Regions from separate parts of the Homo sapiens genome. Here all the other regions are linked to region 3. A link is an interaction called in ENCODE POLR2A ChIA-PET data of the cell type or tissue named here. Cell type or tissue: CD4-positive, alpha-beta T cell. All regions are shown on one strand.

What was found. ChIA-PET counts read pairs that join two places held together with the same protein. Peaks named below come from ENCODE experiments on the same cell type or tissue, not always from the same donor. Only the 100,000 strongest peaks of a DNase experiment are listed, where the experiment ranks them.
Region 1: POLR2A ChIA-PET joins it to region 3 with 12 read pairs; 10 of 35 experiments call an interaction of 5 or more read pairs at or near these places.
Region 2: POLR2A ChIA-PET joins it to region 3 with 11 read pairs; 10 of 35 experiments call an interaction of 5 or more read pairs at or near these places.

The regions. Positions count from the first base shown.
Region 1 is chr4:38,525,203-38,533,202 of GRCh38, forward strand. No RefSeq gene overlaps it. Among named protein-coding and RNA genes, the nearest start is that of LINC01258, 6.0 kb to the left of the region's middle. RefSeq lists an enhancer at 4,206-4,435. In CD4-positive, alpha-beta T cell, no CTCF peak of the experiment used is centred here; DNase peaks (open chromatin) are centred at 4,129 and 4,689; H3K27ac peaks cover 1,240 bases.
Region 2 is chr4:38,504,756-38,512,755 of GRCh38, forward strand. The region is part of intron 1 of LINC01258 (long intergenic non-protein coding RNA 1258); the gene reads right to left. LINC01259 (long intergenic non-protein coding RNA 1259) reads left to right here and starts at 5,012. Exons shown (of 3, transcript NR_149076.1): 1 at 5,012-5,192. In CD4-positive, alpha-beta T cell, no CTCF peak of the experiment used is centred here; a DNase peak (open chromatin) is centred at 4,956; H3K4me3 peaks cover 3,420 bases; H3K27ac peaks cover 3,254 bases.
Region 3 is chr4:38,651,835-38,659,834 of GRCh38, forward strand. All of the region lies in intron 1 of KLF3-AS1 (KLF3 antisense RNA 1), which reads right to left. Among named protein-coding and RNA genes, the nearest start is that of KLF3, 8.4 kb to the right of the region's middle. In CD4-positive, alpha-beta T cell, no CTCF peak of the experiment used is centred here; DNase peaks (open chromatin) are centred at 2,607 and 3,537; H3K4me3 peaks cover 1,288 bases; H3K27ac peaks cover 1,478 bases.

The sequences.
Region 1 (8,000 bases), 130 kb before region 3:
GCTGGTTCCCAATGGCTGAATTACACTCACTAATGCCAATTGGTGCCGATGCTGGTCTTAACTTTGCCTGAGTATGCACTGTCCTTTGACCACTATGCCTCAGGCCACCGGGCCTCCTTCCCCAGCCTGGCCTCTGCAGCCCGAGCAGAGCCTCAGGTCACTCCCCATGCTCAGAGGAGCCCCGCATCTCATCTCCCTCGCTCCCTGCCCACCCACCTCCCTGCTGCAGTTCCTGCCTTTGTGCCAAGACCTGCTCCCGTTATGTCACGTGCCCTCCATGGATGGCTAATTTGCAAAGAATCAAAACTCAGAAAACGCATTTATAACTTAACCATATTGAGTCTAACTGTCTCTTTGATCATTTCAAAGGCAACTCAGGACCTTAAAAAGCCTCAGAATTGGCTTCCTAAGCACCAAGCCTTCTGGAAAATGGAAAATACAGGAGTAGGTTTAGGAGAATAATCTGAATGGTACTGGTCCCAAGACACCCCTGAAAATTAGGTGACTTTAAGCAAATTGCTTAATGTCTCTAAGCCTCAGTTTTCTTATCTGAAAGGAAGACAATTATACTTGACTCATGAGGTCTAAGGATCATGTAAATAAAAGGACTTGGTTAATTTTAAAATTCCTGATCTCAGCTTGATGTTTCTATTTTCATAAAAGCAGGGATTTGGGCTTCTTTAGCTGTTTAGACCTTGAGGGGGGAAAAAGGGTTACCTAATTATAATTTCACTATAATATTCCGTTCACGGTCCGGCTCTCTGAACAGACTATTAGCTCCTTGAGGCCAGGTATTGTGCTGGCTACTCTATAACCAGTTAGCACCAGCTGAATGTCCAGCTCAAAGCAGGCACTCAATGAACATTCACTGGATACGTGACTTCACCATGTACGTCACTGTCCTGGCCAAGCCTGGTGATCATGTCTCTATCATATTCTATCTGCAGGAAGAATCCTGTCAGCCTGGCAGAAGGTACATCAAGTGAGGAGAATTACTCCCCTCCCCTACTTCCTACTGCCAATCCCACCAAGACATGGTGAGGACATCCCAGCAAATGCACAGGAGGTCAATAAAATACAAGGAGCTCCCTGATGCCTTCTGGTGCTACTGCCCACAGGGCACTGTGAACTGGGCCAGCTGGGCTTAGGCCATGCAGAATGGCCAGCTGAGGGCAGAGACAGCCTTTCTCCCACCAGTCAGGCAGCTTCTACCACTTGACCTTCCCTATTCCTCCAGGAGGCTTTCTAAAAGACAACTGGTGAAAACGAGGCCTTCATTCACTCCTTCCTTGCTTCATTCATTCTACAAACATGAATTGGACACCTATTATGTCCCAGTGACTGTGTTAGATGTTGAAGAGGCAGAGTCCAGGCCCGCAAAGAACCCTGGGACTCCTGAGGGAAACAAACAAGGAAATAGACAATGACAATACAGTGTAATGAGAGCCAGGGCAGAAGCAAGCACGTGATGTGGGAGCACACAGGTGTCTCCATGCTTGATCTTGCAGAACGTGGGGTGGAGGGTGCCGCTCCAGAGAGCTCTGGGTAGGGTGGAATTTAACCTCTTGAAGGATGAGAGGGATTAGGTAGGGAAATCAAGGAAGTGTGGAAAGTGAAGGGAGAGTGTTCAGTAGGACACACAGACAAAGATAACAGCATGTACAAGAAAGAATGGGTTCAGGAGGCCGGGCACAGTGGCTCACACCTGTAATCCCAGCACTTTGGGAGGCCGAGGTGGGCAGATCACGAGGTCAGGAGATCGAGACCATCCTGGCTAACACGGTGAAACCGCATCTCTTCTAAAAAAAATACAAAAAAATTAGCCAGGCATGGTGGTGGGCACCTGTAGTCCCAGCTACTTGGGAGGCTGAGGCAGGAGAATGGCGTGAGCCCGGGAGGCGGAGCTTGCAGTGAGCCAAGATCATGCCACTGCACTGCAGCGTGGGTGACAGAACGAGACTGTGTCTCAAAAATAATAATAATAATAATAATAATGGCTTCAGGAATTGGCAAATGGGGACTTGGTGAGGATAAATCCAGAGGATGAGATCAGGATGTGGGTTTCCACATGCCCAGGAACAAGGAAAGACCTGTCCTTTGGTGGAGACTTGGGTACTCGAAAGACAGGTGGGAGGTGTTATATAAAGCCTTTATCTACCCTGTTTTATGGATGAGAAAGCTGAGAGCTGAAGAGCGGAATCACACAGCAAGTAATCAGCATAGATAGATCATCATAGTTGGAGGAGCTGGTCCTCTTGACCATACGAATGAGAAATAAATCAGCTTCTCAAATGGTATAGAGGCTCCGGGCCCAGTTGTGTTGGAATTTACCTTCCCACCCTCCCCTGTGCAATGAGCTGCCTTCTTCACAATCCATCAAAGAAGGTAAAAACAGCCATTGCTTCCTGCTAGAGATGGTAGTGGTGGCTCAGAGAAACCCTTAAAAAATTATTAGATGACCCCTGCTGTGATCTGAATGTTTGTGTCTCTCCAAAATTCACATGTTGAAATCCTAACCCCACCCACCGCACCCCCCACCCCACAGTGATGGTATTAGAAGGTGAGGTCTTTGGGGGGTGATTAAGTCATGAGGGTGGAACTGTCATGAATAGAGCTAATGCCCTTAGAAAAGAGGCCTGAGGAAGTTCCATATCCCCTTCTACCACATGAGGACACAGTGAGAAGGCACCATCTGTGAGGAGATGGGCCCTCACCAATCACCAAATCTGCTAGTGCCTTGGTCTTGGAATTCCCAGCCTCCAGAACTGTGAGAAGCAAATTTCTACCATTTTAAAGTCTATAGCACTTTGTTACAGCAGCTTGAACTAACTAAGACACTCCTTGGCTGCCTTCACAATGCTTACCAGGAAGTTCTCTGCAAGCCTTAAAAGTTCAAAGCCCAGAAATGGCCTCTCTTGAATGACATCCTTGGGTTTATGAATGAAATAGCCATATCTTGCATCTTTCTCCTTTGAGATTCATTCTTTTCTAATATTGCATTTACTACCCAAACAGATATTTCTGCTGATATTCATTCAATCCTACAGAGATAGACATCTAGGTAACATTATTTGCAAAATTTTTCCTGCTTCTTTTTCTTTCTTAAGAAGTTGTACCTTTCTTTCCAGTTATAATGAATAAGACAAAGCAAGTCATTCTGGACTTCTTTTTTCTCTTTTTTAAATTCATAATGGTTGTAGTTGAATAAAATATAATTTTTAATGGATATACATCTCACAGAACAGACAATACATATCTTTCAGGTAAAGCTTCTCTTTTCTCATATGAACAAATAGTATGTGAAAAATAGCAAAATAGATCATAAAGGCATCTGCATAATACATTGCAACTTTTGCTAAATTATTCTATCTTGTTCAAAATGAGACCTTCAGAAGCTTTAATTTCCTTGGCTCAATATATTGTAAGGATTAATACATATCCATTGATTTATTTATTCATCCATGTAGTATCAGTTTCATAATATGTGAGGCTCAGTGCACAATGAAAATATGGGGCCTCTTGTTCAAAAATTAAGACTTTTCTAGATAGCAGCCAGGCACAGTGGCTCACTCGAGTAATCTGAGCACTTTGGGAGGCCAAGGTGGGCAGATCACTTGAGGTCAGGAGTTTAAGACCAGCCTGGCCAACATAGTGAAACCCCGTCTCTACTAAAAATACAAAAAATTAGCCAGGCCTGGTGGTGGGCACCTGTAATCCCAGCTACTCGAGAGACTGAGGCAAGAGAATCATTTGAACCCGGGAGGCAGATGTTGCAGTGAGCCGAGATGGTGCCACTGCACTCCAGACTGGGCGACAGAGCTAGACCCTGTCTCAAAAAAAAAAAAAAAAAGAAAACGAAAAAAGAACTTTCTAGATGACAGCAGCATTAAGCCAAGCATTAAAGCCACCTGTCTAAGCATGAGTCCCTGTGTAACTCCACAGGTCCCCCACCCAGGAAGCTGGACCTGAATCCACCAAATTATAGGCCGGCCCTGGAAATACAAGGATGAGCCAGTCAGATGTGGTCTGTGCCCTCCCCTGCAGCTTGGAGAAGAAAGGTCACCATGAGGTTTAATGAGGACTCAGATAAGGGAAGTGCTGGGTCATCTAGGAGCTACCTCATCGTAGCGGCCAGCAAAGACCTTCCTGAGGAAATGACATGCACGCTGAGGCCTGAAGCTTGACGAGGCTTCAGCAGGCCAAGAGTAGGAGGGAAATTATTTTCGGGCAAAGGAAGAGCATGTAAAAGAGATTGGAGAAAAGGCTGAAGAGTGTGGCATGTCTGAGGAACCACAAGGAGTGTGGCATGGCTGCAGCACAGAGAACATTATGGGGCCTGGCTGAGGGCAAGATGAAGAGGTGGATGAGACCCAGCCCTGAAGGGAGGTTACATGGTATCCTGAAGGCAGTGGGAAGCTCTTAATGAGTTTCTTGGGCCTCTCTCAGCTGCACAATGGGCCAAAGAAGGGAAGAAATCGATGGTGGTGTCAGTGGAAGAAAACCAAGCTCCCCTGCCTGGTTCCTGATGAAAAAAGAAAAACAGCAAAAACAAAAACAGGAAGTTAGCCTGCAGAATTGCGTTGGCAGGAAGTCCTGGTTTGACAAGTCATTCAGCCTGTGCTCTGGGCCATGGACCTACCACCTTGAAGCTGGTGCTACTCCACACCTGATCAGCAGATCAGAAGAGCAGGACAGGCAGAACCTTCCTCTTCTACTGCGAGAGCTCAGTCAGTGGGAAATGTGCTCCGGGCTTCCTGGTTTGTCGCTTAGCAACACCACGTACTTGGTGCATAGGTGACCAGCACTCTCCATGAAGCCTTCCTGAGTGACTCTGCGCCCACTGTGCCTGCTGGCAGTCATGTGTTTACCGGTTTGCCTCACCTACCAGACTATGTGTTGCTTGCGAGCAGGAGATAGGTCTTACTCACTTTTGGATTCTAGTTTCTCACAAAGTAAACCATAAATGTATTGGTAAACTGAATTAACTTATACTAAATCTAGTTATATCTGAGGTATAGTATACATTCAGTCATTTTGGGAAGACAACTTGTATTAAAGATATAAAATTTTTATAAGAGAAAAGTCCTTTGAGTTCTGTGCCTCTGGCTTTAAGATATGCTTTTGACATCCAATATTTTTCTAATTTGGGACTTTTCAGAAATGATCAAGGCAATGTCCATTTGATATAGTATCCCTAGCAGACAAGGATTATGAGTTTTTAGCATTGAGTTTCCACAGGGCATGGTGTATAGTAAGTGGTTCATTATTTAATGAATGTATAGATCACATACATCCATGTACACCAATTCACACATACACTTTGCATTACTAAAGGGTTTTACAGGTACATATTCAGTAGTTTTTTTAAATGTATAAGAAAAGTATAAATAGGAAAGTGTACCATAGTATATATGATACATATCTAAGATGTGAAGATTATGTTATTATGCATCAAAAATCATAAAGGTGGATGATTATTTTGATTATTCAGCAGAAGCATTTCTCCATGCAACGTTTAATAGAAAAATATATAAGGAAGGCAAAGGCTTAAAATACTATCTATCTTCAAACTTTTAAAAGAAATAGGCCTGGTCCAGTGGCTCACACCTGTAATCTCAGCACTTGGAGAGGCTAAGGCAGGAGGCTCACTTGAGGCCAGGAGTTTGAGTCCAGCCTGGGCAACATAGAGAGGCCCTTCTCTACAAAAAATTTTAAAAAGCAGCTGGGCATGGTGGTGCATGCCTGCAGTCCCAGCTACTTGGGAGGCTGAGGCAGGAGGATCACTTGAGCCCAGGAGTTAGAGGCTGCAGTGAGTATGATTGTGCCACTACACTCCAGCTGTAGCCTGGTTGACAGAGAGAGACCTGTCTCTAAAAAAAGAAGGAAAGAAAGAAATGTAAAATGATTTACATAAAATGCTGTAACTGTAAAATCAATTCAGAGAGGAAATGTTCAAGAATAAGTGATTTTCAAGAAGTATAATTTTATGATCTGACATCTGAGAAATAGTTGAACAAATGGAAGAATTGTCTTACTCCAGAGTATTAGAAACAAGCCAGTGGGAGGGTGTTCAGTGAGCCATTTGTAACTAGAGAGCCCTCCGGAGAAAGAGGGGGTGGAGTTTCTGAGGAACCAGACAGAGCTGGGATTTTCTCAGCTGTGTTTGCAGTTTCACTTAGATACCGTTCAAAGCCATTTCTAGCATCTAATAAAAACAGATGCACTTTTTCTTACAGCCCCCAAGTGTCTGGAATACAAATTTCCCATCTTGTCACTGACCAGCTTCTCTGTCCTTGGAATCCCTCTACCTCTGTTCCTTTGTCCCTGGGATTCATGGTTGTGACCAGACTGCAGACCCTTGCTACCTGATAACCCGCCCCTGTCTCGCCAACTCCTGTGAACAACCTACTCCACTTGAAAACAAACACATCCATCTCTTTTTTTTTTTTTTAATTTATAACTGAAAGAGGTTTAATTGCCTCACAGTTCTGTAGACTATACAGGAAGCATAGCGGCTTCTGGCTTCTGTTTCTGGGAAAGCATCAGGAAGCTTCCAATCATGGCAGAAGGAAAACAGGGAGTGAGGCATCTCCACACGGTGGGAAAAGGAGCATGAGAGAGTGTGAGAGGAGCTACACACCTTTTTTTGTTATTGTTTTACTTTAAGTTCTGGGACACATGTGCAGAACGTGCAGGTTTGTTACATAGGTATACATGTGCCATGGTGGTTTGCTGCACCCATCAACCCATCATCTAGGTTTTAAGTCCCTCATGTATTATATATTTGTCCTAATGCTCTCCCTCCCCTTGCTCCCCACCCCCCGACGGGACCCGGTGTGTGATGTTCCCCTCCCTGTGAGTAAGAACACAGAGAAACATACCCATTTCTTTACATTGAAAGAGACCTTAGAGATCATCTGACAAAAGGGGCCAGGAGAGTTAGTGTGACTTTCACGAGGTCACAGAGCTATTTTAGTCACAAAGCCAGCACAACAAAGCCAGCACAAGAACCTTACTCCATCCCCTGATGCCTCCTCTACCACTTCTCGATGTCCATCCCAGCAGCCTCAGTTACAACTGGCTTCCTGAAGAAAGTTTTCAAAAACGTTATGTATTAGTCATTGAACCCTAGACTACGCTAAAAGGTAACTTGTAAATCCACCTGATGCATTGATCTCCCTGGTGGAAATAATTTGAATGCTTCCTGGCCTCGACTAATCTTTATGTATGCATGTATGTAATTTGTATGTTGGTACATGTGCTGCCTTTCATGCTACTTTTTGCTTCATGTGAACAGCAGCCACATGTAAACACTTCCCCAGCTTTCTAGAGCAGGGCCATCCAATAGAACTTTCTCCGATAATGAAAATGCTCGTTACCTATGACAGTAGTCACATGCTGCTTTTGAGCACTTGAAATAAGGCTAGCGTAACTGAGGAACTGAATCTTTTATTTTATTTCATTGTAATTCATTCAAACACAAATTTCAATGCCACTTGGCCAACACAGTTCTAGAGAGTCATTGTGTTTCTTACAATGGATACGTAAAATTTCAATTGTATTGATATTTTGGTTTATTTATTATTCCTCTGTCCTCATTCAAAATGCTTTTTGCTTTTGCTATTATAGCAAATACAATATTATGTACAGATATATATATACACTCCCATAAAAAAATTGCTTGTGTGGTTTTCTTCTTTTGATTTATTTGTTTAACTTCCTGCAAATGAAACTCCAACTGCGTAGTGTTTTGACTGAAATATTCCTTAAAATCCTCAAAGAGGCTCCATCTGTCTCTCTTCCCCTCTTTTTCTCCCATTATATACCCTCTGGAGCAGGAACTCTGTCGAGAATCCGGGCCTTCTGTTTCTAAGTCCTCCACTGGGGCCGCTCTCAGCCCTTTTTCTGTGCTTCCTCATCCTCCCTGAGTCATGTTTTAGGTCTCCTTTCCCCAAGCCAACTTTATCCTTTTGTATTGTCCTTTGGAAGCAAAGACACAG
Region 2 (8,000 bases), 150 kb before region 3:
TTTTTTTTTTTTTTTTCGACAGAGTGTCACTCTGCCACCTGTTACCCAGGCTAAAGGGCAGTGGCACAACCTCTGCTCACTGCAACCTCCAGCTCCAGGTTCAAGCAATTCTCCTGCCTCGGCCTCCTGAGTAGCTGGGACTACAAGTGTGCACCACCACGCCCAGCTAATTTTTTGTATTTTTAGTAGAGATGGCATTTCACCATGTTGGCCAGGCTGGTCTCGAACTCCTGGCCTCAAGTTATCTGCCTACCTCAGCCTCCCAGAGTGCTTGGATTACAGGCCTGAGCCACCACACCTGGCCTAGGTTCTACTTCCTAAAGTTAGAGTTATTGCTCAAAGTAAAAAATGTGACCGTATCACTGCAGTATAATACCCAGGTTCCATATGTTTCCATCCAAGGCCTTCGTAACCCACCTTTTACCTTTGTAGCCTTTGCCCCCATCACACGCACCTACACTGGGATTATAGAAAACCATTTAACCCAAATCCCTTTGCTTTCATTTGCTTATGTGATTTCTTTCAGCAAGAATTTCCTTCAAACACTACAGCCAATCTTCCACTAGTCAAAATCCAACTGATTCTTCAGGACCAAGTCAAAATGTCATTTCCTTAATAAATCTGTCAGAGCCCCTTTTTTCCCCTCTCTCCCCATCATTTACTGATGAATCTGTTTTTAATCCAATAATATTGGATGATGTCCCCCTCCAAAGGACATTCAGCAATGTCTAGGGACCTGTCTGGCTATTACAACTGGGGGTGGGAGCTACTGGCAGCTAGTGAGTGGAGTTCCAGATGCTGCTAAACATCCTACAATGCACAGAACAGCACCCCTTGACCCCCCAACAAAGAACCATCATCCCAAAATGTCAACAGTACCACAGTTGAGAAACTCTGGGTTAAACAAATGCGCTTACTACTGCTCCACCTCCAAGGCCCACTAAACTGAAAGGTATTAAAAAGGATCAAAATTTGAAAAAGACCAAAGTATAGGAGAAGAGACACCAGTGAGCCAGAGATGCACAAATTTTTGCATATGGAAAGTGATGGTGAAATTGATAACTGACTTAGAGTGAAGAAACCATTTAACCTAAATCACTTTGATTCCTATCTGCTCATGCTGTTTCTTTGACCTAGAATTTCCCTCTACATTCTAATATTCCAGCCAATCTTTCAATAATCAAAATCCAAGGGTTTCTTCAAGACCAGTCAAAATGTCAATTCCCTTGTAAATCTTTCAAAGCCCCCTTTTCTCCCTTCTTTCTATCATCCACTGATAAATTTATTTTTCTAGACATCCAATAAAAAATGACGAAGAAAATGAAAGTGAAAAGTTAAAGAAAGTGGGATCTTAGGGCAAGGAGAAAGTGTCAAAAAAGCAAGCCAACTCAGATGGCAGCACCCTGGAAAGGCTCTGAAACTGGAAGCCCCCCTTGGCAATTATGTAGTGAGGGTAGGACTGAATATTAGGATTGGTTCAAATTGTAATGAACAGTAGTCAGATCCTCAGATGCCTACCTTCACCCTAAAGAGTCAGGAAGCTCCCCCACTAGGCTTATTCTCCAGAGTAGCCAAACCAGAGGGTTCTGTGGAGGACAGAAGGGAAGCAGGAGCATCTTGTTGAAGTCAAAAGGGTACCAAGTGCATTCTGAACAATGAGACCCACAACTGCCTTCCCCCACTTTATAGAACTTACCATTTAAAAAAATAAATGTAGAAATACTGGCACTCAGGGTCCCATCTAGCCACCTTTTGGTCCATCCCACAAATCAATAAATCCTGTGCAGATAGATACACAGAGCTTGTTTAGCTTTTTAGTGCCTCACTTTTAACTCTAAAAGGACAACCAAGGATCATCAGACATTTGAGAAGCAAACATGAAAGATAGAGCCCAAAAACCGAGGAAACAAAGAAATGGAAAAGGAACTCAGAAGAAATAGACAATGTAGGTAGAAGGGACAAAAGAAAACTTGAGAATGATTCCAAGTTATATTCTCAAAGAGAATTTGTTTCCATTAAGCAAAAAAAGGTTTATGTTTTTAAAGGAAGGAAAAAAAATGGAGAACAGCCAAAAAGAACTCTTAGAAATTATATACATATATATGAACATTTAAAATGTAAGTGATTGGAAAATAACGTTGAAAAAATCTTCCAAGAAAGTAGAATAAAAAGATATAGACGGAAGAGAGAAAAGCTAAGAGACCCAGAGGATCAAGAAAGGAGGTTCAACACCCAAGTAATATGAGTTCTAGCAAAAAAAGAACAGCAAAAAGGGAGGGAAGAAAATTATTAAGGCAATACTGCAAGAATATTTTGCAGAACTGATATATTTAAAGAGGCTACTCAGTGCCTAACACAATAAATAACAACAACAACAAAAAACCCCTACCAACATACATATCATTGTGAAATTTCAGAGTTCTGTGGGTAGAAAAAAAGATGTTAGAAATTATCAGAAAGGAAAACTTGGTCACATATAAAAGATAAAACATTACTTTAGGGAGTTTCAATTCCTGTTAGAATGTAGTAAGTGGCAAGACATGGTTACTCTTATACTAACAATGAGAAAAAGCCAGGAAAACTACAAGACGATCATTTACTAGACCCACTCTAGAGCTGAGAATGCAAAGAAACCTAACTGAACTAAATTCCAGAAAGCACTAAGTTTTTCATAATTTGCTTACATCCCAGGAGATCTGTCTTAGTCTGTTTGGGCTGCCGTGACAAAATATCTTAGACTGGGTGATTTGTGAACAACAGAATTTTTTTGTTTACAGTTCTGAAGGCTGGAAAGTCCAAGATCAAGACACCAGCAGATATGGTGTCTGGTGAGGGCACCATCTGTTCCTTACATGATGGAAAGGCAAGAAGAGGCTAACATGCTCCTTCCAGTCTCTTTTATAAGGGTGCTAATGCCATTAGTAGAGCTCTGCATTCATTACTTAATCACCTCCCAAAAACCTACCTCTTAATACGTTGCCTTGGGAGTTAGGATTCAATATATGAATTCTGAGGGGTTATGGGCATTCAGACCATCGTGGGATTGGTGGGAGGAGGAAGAATGTGCCATAGGTAGGAATGAGAAGAAGTTAGCTGAATTGTCAACAAAACTTGAACAGCTGCATATGGACTATCAAGACAGCAGCAACCCCAGGATCTCAGCCTTACAGCAGAGCTGCACCTACCTGCCAGCTCCTTCCACATCAAGTGCATGGGGTTAGCACGTCGATGTCTGGGGACAGAGCAGGAGAGCTGAGAGAGATTGTTCCTGTGGAGAAGCAGGGCAGGTGAACTGAGATAGAACTCTCCAAAGCCCTCTGAGCCTTCACCAATCTTTAAGCCTTCACCATCCTGTCTGCAGCAGGCTGAGACGGGACCAAAGAAATCTTTTCAGGGCACTGCTATACTCTCCCAAGTGCACCACAGCAACCCTCAGGGGCTGGGACAAGATGAAAGGTCTGAGAGAGAGAGGTGTTTGAAGGCATGAACATCCAGGGGTAAGACTGACCAGCAAAGAGAATTCCCCAGCAGCCCCAAAAGCTGGCAGTCAGGTTATAAAGCAGAAAGAGATCACTTGCAGTTTAGAAAGCTGACCAGTTAACTACAGAGCATAAAGGGATCCCTGGAGTCTCATTGGCACTTAGAGATCTGCTGAAGGGGAAGTCCTCATATTGTCTTAATGATATCGGAGGCCAGTGGTGACTTATATCTAACTGAAGTTACAAACGAACCCAGACCTAGAACAACTACACATGAGATTGACCTCACCCCAAAACACACACACACACACACACACACACACACACACACACGATCAGCATGACAGAAGGTGGTGCCCCTCATAGGAGAGGTGCTAAATGGAAGTACATGATGGTAAAATCCGTGCATTGTTTGAGAAGTAACAGAATATTTGAATGTAGACCATAACAACTTAAAGATGGATGTCTAAATCCTAGAGCAACCACCAAAAAATAGCACAAAGATATGAGTAAAACAAAAATATAATAAAGGAAAGGAAACGATCAGTTAAAAAATAGTTGGTTCACTCAAAAGAAGGCAGGAAATAAAGACAACAAAGAACAAAGGAGACAAATATTAGGATGACAGACTGAAACCCAAACTATCAATAATTAGGTTAAATGTAAATAGATTAAACAATTCAAGTAAAAGGCAGAAATAGTCAATCTGGATAACACAGCAGAGCCCACCTGTATACTGTTTACAAGATAAATATTTTAAGTATAAAGACTCAGACTTGTGACATATAAAGTAAAAGAGCACATGCAAAAGATAGTTATAAGAAAGCTGGCTTGCTATATTCATATCAAGGTAGACTCCAAGGCAAAGAGTAATACCAGAGATGAAGAGAGACATTTCATAATAATCAAATAATTCATTAACCAAGAAGGTCTAACATCTTGAACATGTATGCAACCTAATCACAAAGCATCAAAATACATGGAGAAAACATTGATGAGTCCCAATCATCCGTAAAGGCAGAAATTGATTAATCACAGTCATAGTTGGAGATTTAACACTTCTAGATAAAACTGGTAGACAATGAAAAATCAGAAAGGCTATAGAAGATTTGAACAGCACTACCAACCAATTTGACCTTATTAACATGCGTGAAATACTAACTACATTAAACATCTGCAGACCACACACATTCTAAGAAAGGGTTCAGAGAGGAGAAGGAACGCTGGAGGAAGGAAGACCAAGCAGGTGATGGCTGAAGAAGAAATTTAACTGGTAGGAAGTGTGGAAAACCAAAGTGTTGAATAGAGAGTGCGATGTAAGCCCTTTTCTCCTTCTCCTCGTTAAATGTCTACATTACTCGATGCACTCTACGAGGTGGACTTTGTTTTGGAGATATGAAAAGGTAGACTCCTATTTTGTGGTTGTTGTGGGGTGAAACTAGAGGCTTCCTGTGAGAAGTCAACCATATCGGGCTATGGTTCTGAGTCCCACCCAGGATGTTTAAGGCAGAGGAGCCACTTTCAGCTCAGACACAAGACAGGTGAATGCCTTCATCATGACTGCCAGAGAGGGAGGAGGCCAACCTGGCACCACCATGGAGGTCCTCAAATCTACCACCCTGGCAGAGGCGAGCTGTGAGATGGCCCTGGCTTTTGTGGGACCACCTTCTGAAGGTCATCTGGAACTGGATGAGAAGTGCTCAAGGATATAAGGTTAGGAGCAGTTTCTCCAAGAAACTCCCTCATAAAACCACAGGAAGATGGTGTTTGAGCTAGTTTTGATGGAGACACTTAAGCTCTTGAGAAACTGGATTATTTCCTGGAAGGGGAAACAGGACCACTGCAGAGAGGCCTGAGTGAATTTCACTCCCTGGCTCCAGCCTCATCTGCTGCTGCAGGTTGACCTGGAGCCTGGAGTCCTTCTGTGGGGCTTACAGTGCAGCCAGCACTGCCCGAAGCTGTAGACACTTAGGGAAGGGGTGAGTACTACCAAGGTGAGGACTACTTAGGCAGCCTTGTGTTGTGAGTAGACTAAGCAGCAGAAATGCTACAGAGTGGGCCAGGCCCAGGGGTGAAGAAGCAACAAATCAGTGGAATGTTTGCAATGTTTTGGTCTTAGGAATTATACCAGGCCTCAAAGTCACAAAGCCTCTCTGTGGTCGAACGCCAGCCAGCCCTCACACAGGCATATGGTGGTGTGGGGAGATGCTGGGATCCATGTGGCAAGCTCCTGACCACACATCAACAGAGGGGTCAAAGACCCTCTGTGTCAGACTTGAGGAACTTGTAGAGAGTCATAAGCTGGGTAAATACAATTTTGAAAATCAGGCCTAGGGGAGTGTTTATAGCAAAATAGCAAGAAGAAAAATTTAGGCTTCACCAGCAACCGGGAAGGCTCCTAGATTCTCCTTGACTGTGGAGGAAAAGGTTGAAAGGAAGACCAAGGTAAGGAGACTCAAAGGGAACGGAAATCTTAAAGGGTTATTGGTTAAGTTGCTCACTGTCTGGTACATGATGGAGCCACCCTGTGCCATCTGCCTCTTACAAGCCTCAGGAAAGTCTAGAAGGTTCCTTTGGCTGGAGGAGAAAATGGGAGGCTGAGCCCTGTGGGCTTCAAGGCTGCCACAGTGGAGCTACACATGGATTACACAAATCACAGGGATCCACTTTGTGGAAGGAAATCCACTTTCTCCATTTTTTAACATTGACAGAATCCTAAAAATTAAATAGATCAATCTATGAAGTATGCAGCTCATTTGGAGCTCATGACAGACAAATGAAAATGCAAGGGCAAAGAAAATACACCAAATGCTGTCAGAAGCTGAGCCAACCATATTCTCTTGTCCTGTGTGTTCGTTTGCTAAGGTTGCCTCGTAACTAAGTACCACAGACTGGGTGGCTCAAACCATAGAAATTTATTCTTCTCACAATTCTGGAGGCTGGAAGTCCAAGATTAAGATGTCAAGAGGGCTGATTTCTTCTGACACCCCTCTCTTTGGCTTGCAGATAGCTGTCTTCTCCCTGTGTCCTCACATGGTCTTCCTTCTGTGTGGAAGGAAGACATGTCTGTGTCTGTGCCCAAATTTCCTCTTCTTATAAGGACACTACCCTAATGATCTCATTTTCATTTAATTACTTCTTTTCTTTTCTTTTTAGATGGAGTCTAGTTCTGTCGCCAGGCTGGAGTGCAGTAGCGCGATCTCAGCTCACTGCAACCTCCACCTCCTGGGTTCAAGTGATTCTCCTGCCTCAGCCTCCCAAATAGCTGGGATTACAGGCACGTGCCACCACACCCAGCTAATTTTTGTATTTTTAGTAGAGATGAGATTTCACCACGTTGGCCGGGATGGTCTCGATCTCCTGATCGTGTGATCTGCTCACCTCAGCCTCCCGAAGTGCTGGGATTACAGGCATGAACCACCGTGCCCGGCTACTCAATTACTTCTTTAAAGGTTCCATCTCCAAATTCCAAGGTACTGGGAGCTAGGGCTTCAGCATTTGAATTTTGGGGAGACACGGTTCAACCCATAACATCCTCCACGCACAGCATCTTCTTTCTGCTAAGTTCCTGGAAAACACCGTTGTCGTTCTCTAGATCATAAACCCTGCATCTGTTTATGCAGATATCTGAGATTTTTCCAGATATTTTCTCCCTTGTATCCTCTGTTTCTATGAAGGTAAAAAACATGTTCTTCTAAATCTTATCTGACCTCTCCAGACTGTCTTTTCAGAGACAGACTTCCTGAGAAATGCATGGCTCCCCTACATGCTACAGGTTGTTTTACTGTGATTTCATTTAGTCCTCTAGAAAAAGCCAAGAAACCTGAAACCTATATCGGCAAAAAAAAAAAAAGGACTGTCTTTTACATCTTTCAGACATTCTAACCTGTCATGACCCTCTTTCAGCCCCCGCCCCACCTCCAATCCAACCCATCCAGTAAGACTTTGGGAACTTATCTGAGAACACCCTGGAAGGGTTAGAACACACAACTGTGTAGCACCATGTACAGCACATGGCATAAAGAAGGATGAAGATGGCAAGGCTTGGTGGCTCATGCCTGTAATCCCAGCACTTTGGGAGGCAGAGGTGGGTGGATCACCTGAGGTCGGGAGTTCAAGACCAGCCTGACCAACATGGAGAAACCCCGTCTCTACTAAAAATACAAAATTAGCCGGGCGTGGTGGCCTATGCCTGTAATCCCAGCTACTTGGGAGGCTGAGGCAGGGGAATCACTTGAACCTGGGAGGCGGAGGTCACAGTGAGCTGAGATTGCACCATTGCACTCCAGCCTGGGTAACAAGAGTGAAACTCTGTCTCAAAAAAAAAAAAAAAAAAAAAAAAAAAGAAGGATGAAGATGACAGAGCAATTCACAGGGCTGAGAAGAAGAGTAGCCCCAGGAAATAGTAAGTTGATGTGAGAGCCCAGAATAGAGAAGACAGCCAGAGCAGCCCCTATGGAGCAAAGGTTGTAGGAAAGCCTTCTAGAAACATCACCTGAGTTGTGAGGATCTTGCTTCTTT
Region 3 (8,000 bases):
ATTTCTAAAGATGATGGAATAGAAAGACCATTATCTGGGCCAGGTGCGGTGGGTCACGCCTGTAACCCCAGCACTTTGGGAGGCCGAGGTGGGCAGATCACTTGAGGTCAGGAGTTTGAGACCAGCCTGGCTAACATGGTGAAATCCCCATCTCTACTAAAAATATAAAAATCAGCTGGGCATGGTGGCGTGCACTTATAATCCCAGCTACTTGGGAGGCTTAGGCAGGAGAATAGCTTGAACTCGGGAGGCAGAAGTTGTAGTGAGCCTAGATCACACCACTGTACTCCAGCCTGGGAGACAGAGCAAGACTCCATATGAAAGAAAGAGAGAAAGAGAAAAAAAGAGAGAGAGAGACAGAAATTAAGACTGTTATCTGGAATTGAAATAATAACATAATCAACAGTGTTGGCAGGGTGCAGTGGTTCACACCTGTAATCCCAACACTTTAGGAGGCCGAGGCAGGTGGATCACGAGATGAGGGGTTCGAGACCAGACTGGCCAACATGTGAAACCCCGTCTCTACTAAAAATACAAAAATTAGCCAGGTGTGGTGGTGGACACCTGTAATCCCATCTACTCGGGAGGCTGAGGCAGGAGAATTGCCTGAACCTGGAGGTGGAGGTTGCAGTGAGCCGAGATCTCAGACACAGCAATTGCTGTGTCTGAATTATACAATGCATCTTTGTCAGTCATCTGTACCAAATGGTCTAGATTAACTGGGGTTTTTTTTTTTTTTTGGAGGGGGGGGCGTTGTTGTTTGTTTGTTTGTTTGGATCTAAGGGTACTTCTGCAGGTGCAGAAGAAAGTTAAGGGAAATACATTAATAAATGTGACTAATTTTGTCATTATCCAAACTACACTACTCATTTGATAACTACCACCTAATGAAAATTGAAAAGTCCTGAGGACTGGACTCCAGACAGGTACTTTCAAATGCATCATAACTGGGAACACCTTGAGATATGTGGTTCGAGAAAGTAAGCTGATATCCTACCAAGAGTGTCTCTCCTGGGAGGTGGTGACAAATGCTCCTCAAGACTTCTCCTGTTTCCTCCTAAATCTTGGGAACTCCTTTAAGACGCCCTCATCTTCATAGTACCAAATGAAAGAAAATCAATTGCATTTGAAACAATTTGCCACATAAGAAAATAAACAAACATGGAAAAGGAGACACATTCGTGTGAATCTCAGGGGAAATCTTATTTTTCAGATATTGATGAAATAGCAAAAGAAACAAGATGAGTTTAGAATACCATCATCCATTCCTGCTTCTTTTGAATCCATTTCCCTTATCTTTAGTGCAGAAAAGGAAACTGATTAGATACATTACTGTGTAGCAAAAGTTGTACTCAAATTTTGAAAGTGTTTCCCTCCTTTTTAAAAAACTAAATGTTTCTCTTTTTTAGAAAGTGAATTTTCTCTATTGAGAAGATACCATGACCACTAGGCAGAATTATATATTTAGTTGTGCTAGAGCACTGATGACTTCTTTTATGATGATTTTTTTAAATGTTTAAATATTCCTCATAAACCTGCAAAACTTAAGTGCTAGACTCTATAACGTTTCATAGTTAATAGACCCATTTGCAACAGCAATGAGAAAAATTTAAATTTAAGTCCAGACACGTCACATAAAATTATTGACTGGCTGGGCTGTGCACAGTGGCTCACGCCTGTAATCCCAGCACTTTGGGAGGCCGAGGCAGGCAGATCATGAGGTCAGGAGATTGAGACCATCCTAGCTAACACGGTGAAAACCCATCCCTACTAAAAATACAAAAAATTAGCCAGGCATGATGGCACGCGCCTATAGCCCCAGCTACTAGGGAGGCTGAAGCAGGAGAATCTGTTGAACCCAGGAGGCGGAGGTTGCAGTGAGCCGACATCGCACCACTACACTCAGCCTGGGTGACAGAGCAAGACTCTGTCTCAAAAAACAAACAAAAAAAAACCAACAATTATTGACGGGCTAAAATATTCTGGAAAATCTAATAAACTAAACATATTGATGTGAGCATGAACACAATATATATTGTAGATTTCTTGTTCCTATCACAAGCAAGTAACTTTAAGGGCAAAGCACACCAAAAAAAAAAAGCCTTTTACATAATTCAAAGCTGTCCATACTTTCTTTTATCCTCTTCCATTCTTTTTTATTATTTTTTTTTAATTTTTATTTATTTATTTTTTATTATACTTTAAGTTTCTAGGGTACATGTGCACAACATGCAGGTTTGTTACATATGTATACATGTGCCATGTTGGTGTGCTGCATCCATTAACTCGTCATTTACATTAGGTATATAACAGTATCTTCAAGACAAGGGGAGGAAGGGAAGACACACTGCAATATACATCTGGACATATTTTAAAGATATTCACGATAGAAGAAAGCACAAATTAATGAATAAACAATTGGATAGATGACGTGCCTTGTTTGATGTGAGAACACTTAATAAAAGGTTAAAATTAATGAGCTAAGGGAAGAAAACATGGCTAAAAGGGCTGGTAGCTCTGTAAGGGTGGGGACAGGGCGGGGAACAGAGTCAGGGAGACAAACAGGATGCTGGGAGGTGAGAAATAAGGGTGGGGAGTAGTGGGCAATCTCAAGAGGAACTAACAAGGCCGTTGCTTATAGTTACCCAGAAAACCTACGAACAATAACAGACAAGCAGATGCAGCTCAGAAAGAAACAGCGGAGCAGCTAGAAGCCCCTCCTGCTGAGACAACGCACCAGACACGTTAATGGTGTTTGGGGGCTGCAGGTCATCTCTCACATACTCACATCCACAACTGCTGACACCTCTGTTTCCCGTCGAATCAACAGATCCTGGCAAAAGACCCCCAGAGAGGATGAATGGACCTTGATCCAGGAGTTTTAATATATTCCTATCTCTTCAGAAATAGGAACTTCGGCTCTACTCATTCTAGTTTGCTGGCTTTTCTATTTTTGGTTTTGGTGGGTTTTTTTTGTTTTGTTTTGTTTTTTGTGTTTGTTTTTAGCTTTTCTTCTTTGGAAAGGTTTGTCAAGTAAATACTGTTACGTGTCATTTTGAAGAGGAAATTCCAGTTCCAAGAACCAGCACAGGTCCAACTATCCAAGCAGTCTTTAAAAAGCCAAAGAGTCGGCCGGGTGCAGTGCCTGCAATCCCAGCACTTTGGGAGGCCGAGGCAGGCGGATCACAAGGTCAGGAGTTGGAGACCAGCCTGGTTAACATAGTGAAACCCTGTCTCTACTAAAAACACAAAAACTAGCCGGGTGTGGTGGGACATGCCCATAATCCCAGCTATTCGGGAGGCTGAGGCAGGAGAATCACTTGAAGCTGGGAGGAGGAGGTTGCAGTGAGCTGAGATCATGCCACTGCACTCCAGCCTGGGCGACAGAGCTAGACTTCATCTCAAAAAAAAAAAAAAAAAAAAAAAAAAAACCCACAGTCAATAAAAGACGTTTGCCTTCTCTCACTGCCCTTGATTCCTAGAGCCTCCCTCTTCACCACCTCCTGCCCCGCTAGACTCAGCCCCCTTCAAAATCCCAATCAAAGGACTGCACCTCTGGCTCTGAGGTGCTTTCAAAGGGCCAACTTGCAAAACTGTGCTTCAGATCTGACACTTAATCATACACAACTTGCCCGTTTCTTTCTTTCTTAGCGGTTTTTTTTTTTTTTTTTTTTGAGACAGTCACTCTGTCGCCCAGGCTGGAGTGCAGTGGCACAATCTCGGCTCACTGCAAAGTCGCCTCGCAGGTTCAAGCGATTCTTCTCCCTCAGCCTCCGGAGTAGCTGGGATTATAGACACGTGCCACCACGCCCAGCTAATTTTTGTATTTTTAGTAGAGACAGGGTTTCACCATGTTAGCTAGGCTGGCCTCGAACTCCTGACCTCAAGTGATCCACCACCTCAGCCTCCCAAAATGCTGGGATTACAGGCGTGAGCCACCATGCCTGGCATTTTAGCTATTTTTTAAAACACACTTGTTTCTTATTACAAAAGGAATACATGCTCATTAAAGAAAAAAACTCAGAATATTGAAAGGCAAAGAAAAAATATCCCCCCTACTCCTATCACTTGGATATGAGCATTATTATCATTTTCATGTTTTTGTGTATTAGCAAATCTTTTTTAATTGCCAGGGTGATGAAGAACTCTCCACTGTTCATGTGGGAGAACCATGTGTTTAATTTTTTCTAGGACAGATCAGCAAAACTTCCAAAGCATTTGTGAAGGCAGAATGGCTTGCCAGGTTGGGAGACCAAGGAATAAAAGGCTGAAGTCCTCTTCCCAGCCAAGTACCAGGGGAGCCTGTGCAACTGAGCTTTTACACGGAGGGAAATGCTTCAAACTTCAGGGTTTTGGAAGTGTGGGCATGCAATGCACTTGGAATGAGCAGAAAAGAAAAGGTGGCAAGACCACTTCCCTAGAGCACAGTGTACACCCTGCCTCTTTGCTGGCTTAGTCACTAAGGTAGAAAAATGCTCACACGTGCACATGTACATGTGCATGTGTGTACAGGGTGAGAGAGAGAGAGATGACATATGTATATATACATGAATAGATGTATGCACCCTTTGCTTGCTGCCTTCTGCTCTGCACTGTTGGAGCTTTATACTGACATTAAACTTCATGTCATTTTTATATGCTATCATGCCACTCACCTGCTTAAAAACCTTCTGTGGTTTCCCGATGTCAAATTCCAATTTTCTCCACAACATGGCCTTGACTGACCTCTCCTACCTTATCTCACTCCACTCCTAAGTGACCCAGGTTCCTGTTGGACCCTTTGCCTCCATGCCCTTTCCAGATCCTAAAATGTGATTTCTAGCCCCTTCTGCAGCCATGAAGTTCTAACACAGATATCACCTCCTCCATGAAGATTTTGAGGATTTCCTGACCAGATGTCATTTCTTTTGCAAGACTGTAAGCTCCTTGAAGACAAAAACCAAACCACACATTACTGCTCATATTTTGGACAAATAAATTTACCTTTTTATCCATTTAATTCTCATATCATTGTCCTTTTCTAAATTTTATTCATTATATTCTTGGCCGGGCACAGTGGCTCACACCTGTAATCCCAGCACTTTGGGAGGCCAAGACAGGAGCATCACTTGAGATCAGGAGTTCAAGACCAGCCTGACCAACATGGTGAAACCCCGTCTCTACTAAAAATACAGAAATTAGCCAAGGGTGGCACACACCTATAATCCCAGCTACTTGGGAGGCTGAGGCAGGAGAATCGCTGGAACCCAGGAGGCAGAGGTTGTTGCACTGAGTTGAGATTGTGCCACTGCACTCCAGCCTGGGTAACAGAATGAGATTCTGTCTCAAAAATAAAATAAAATAAAATAAAATAAAATAAAATAAAATAAAATAAATTGTATTCATTATATTATTATTTCTGCATTGTGTAATAATTAAGCAGAATAATACATATATTCTCTCTAATTCCTTGAATGCAGGGATTATGTCATACATATTTCTTGCACTATCACCCCCACCCGAGACCTATGGTAAAAGTTCAAGCAATACTAACTGAAGTAGATTAAATTCAAGATTTAAATGCCAATAATTATTCCTTAACATAGAGGAGAGGGATGGAAACATAAAGAGTCCACCTTACTCCAAAATAGTTGAAAAACAGCCTCATTCCAAAACAAGGGAGGTAGTTTTTCTTACTTTGTGGGTCTCCCATTCTTTACTTACTCTGACTACCAGCACAGGAAAAATCTAGGTAGTCTCCAACTCAGCAAGAAGTTGCAGTCTCTTTGTATGTGTAGGACATTGATTTGGAAATTATAAATAATTTCGCTTTGAAGTCATAGTATAAATAATGTTTTAAGGTCTCTGACAGGTCTCCAAAAGTTGACTGAAACTCTTAATAAAGAAGAAATAATATGTTTTCAATAAAAAGTAGAAAATAAAACTACTGACATATTTTACTTGCAAAATAACCAATAAACAATGAAATACACGTGATTTTTTTTTTTTTTCTTTTGAGATGGAGTCTTGCTCTGTCGCCCCTGCTGGAGTGCAGTGATGCAATCTCGGCTCACTGCAAGCTCCGCCTCCCGGGTTCAAGCAATTCTTCTGCCTCAGCCTCCAGAGTAGCTGGGATTACAGGCGCATGCCACAGCGCCCGGCTAATGCTTATATTTTTAGTAGAGACAGGGTTTCACCATGTTGGCCAGGTTGGTCTCAAACTCCTGACCTCAGATGATCTGTCTGCCTCAGCCTCTCAAAGTGCTGGGATTACAGGTGTGAGCCACCACACCCAGCCCAAGTGATTATTTTTAATTTGAATAATCATGATTCAAGGAAAGCAGATTTAACTATAGAAAAAGGATATCTTCTAACCATTCTCTCCTGGTGGCTATCTTCCATGTTTCTCAGACATTTTTTTTTTTTTTTAATGGAATTAAGACATGACTTGAGGGCCTAAGTCTTACTCTGCCCATAGCTCTGAGTAATTTCAGGATCCACAAGGAACCATGTTTAACACCCCAGTCACTCTTTTCACTCATCTCTTCATCTTCAGGGATCTTCTCCACTCCCTTCTAGTTCTCCCACTTCCGCAGGCACTCCCTGGACCGCACCATCCCCTAGGACTGCTTCACCTCTAAATACTAAACTTACAGGTAGGTCCCCATTCTCTGACAACTCACCTCCTAACCTTCCAGGTCACTCACTCCATTATTCCCAAGACACCCATTCTTCAACCTATTTGGAATGTCCAGTTCACCAATCCCTTGGCTATTTCTCTACAGCCTTATTCTGTTTTACCTCTCTGAGTTAGGTCCCAAGAACCAACATTTCCACTGTGCCACTGTCCTTGGATTGCACTGTCCTGCCAAACACAATCCAAGACAACTGTCCACCTGCACTAGAAATGCTGAGAGCTTCTGGAGGTGGGAGTGGATCATACATCCAGTCTGATCTTCACCAGAACTCATGGTCACCTAACTCAACCTCGGTATTTCCTGGCAATTCTAAATTAGATGGATGGATAGATAATAAAGGTGGAAACTTGCAGAGATGATGCAGAGAATCTCCACACCTTTTGTAATGTTTTAGAGATGGATAATTCTTAGACTAGCATTTCTAATTTTACTTCAAATCATATAGCTTTGTTTTCCTTTAAGGTAAATGTATCTGTGCTGCTCGTAAATTCACAAGCACATGACACTTTTCTGCCTTGGTAGCTTTGTCTGTCATCACACGAGGAGGAGAAATGCCCTGGGAAGAAATAGAAAAGCTCTAAAGTAGATTGGAAAAGAAATAAGAAATCTCAAGAAAATGTATTTGTGTAGCAGGAAGAGACTGCCTGAGATGGGATATACTGTGATGTAAGTCACAAAAGAGAAAGTGGAGGTTTGCAGTGGCTTGTGTCCACTAGCCCCTGAATCCATTTCAACATGGTGTTATTGTCCTGGGGTAGCTTAGCTGTCATACATTAATTAACAAATACTTATGGAACACCTTCTACTTCTATTTGTCAGACACTGTTCTAGAAGCTTGAGAAAAAGTGAATAAAACAATGTCCCTGCTCTCACAGAGCTCACATCCTAATAAGAAAAAAAGGTAGCAAATAAACAAAAAAAGAAAGGGGGTTTTTAGTTAACGATATACAAAAAAAGAAAAGAAAATAGGACAATGACTAAACAATGAATGGGCATATTAGTCCATTTCGTGTTGCTGTAAAGGAAACACCTGAGGCTGGGTAACTTATAAAGAAAACACATTTATTTGGCTCACTGTTCTGCTGGTTGGAAGGCTCCTTCCTTGCATGGCAGAAGGTGAAGGGGAGCCAGTGTGTGCAGAGATCACAGGGCAAGAGAGAAACAAGAGAGCCAGGAGGGAAGTGCCAGGCTCGGTTGTTTTTTTTTTGAGACAGAGTTTTGCCCTTGTTGCCCAGGCAGAAGTGCAACAGTGCAGTCTCAGCTCACTGCAACCTCCGCCTCCCAGGTTCAATCGATTCTTCTGCCTCAGCCTCCCAAGTAGCT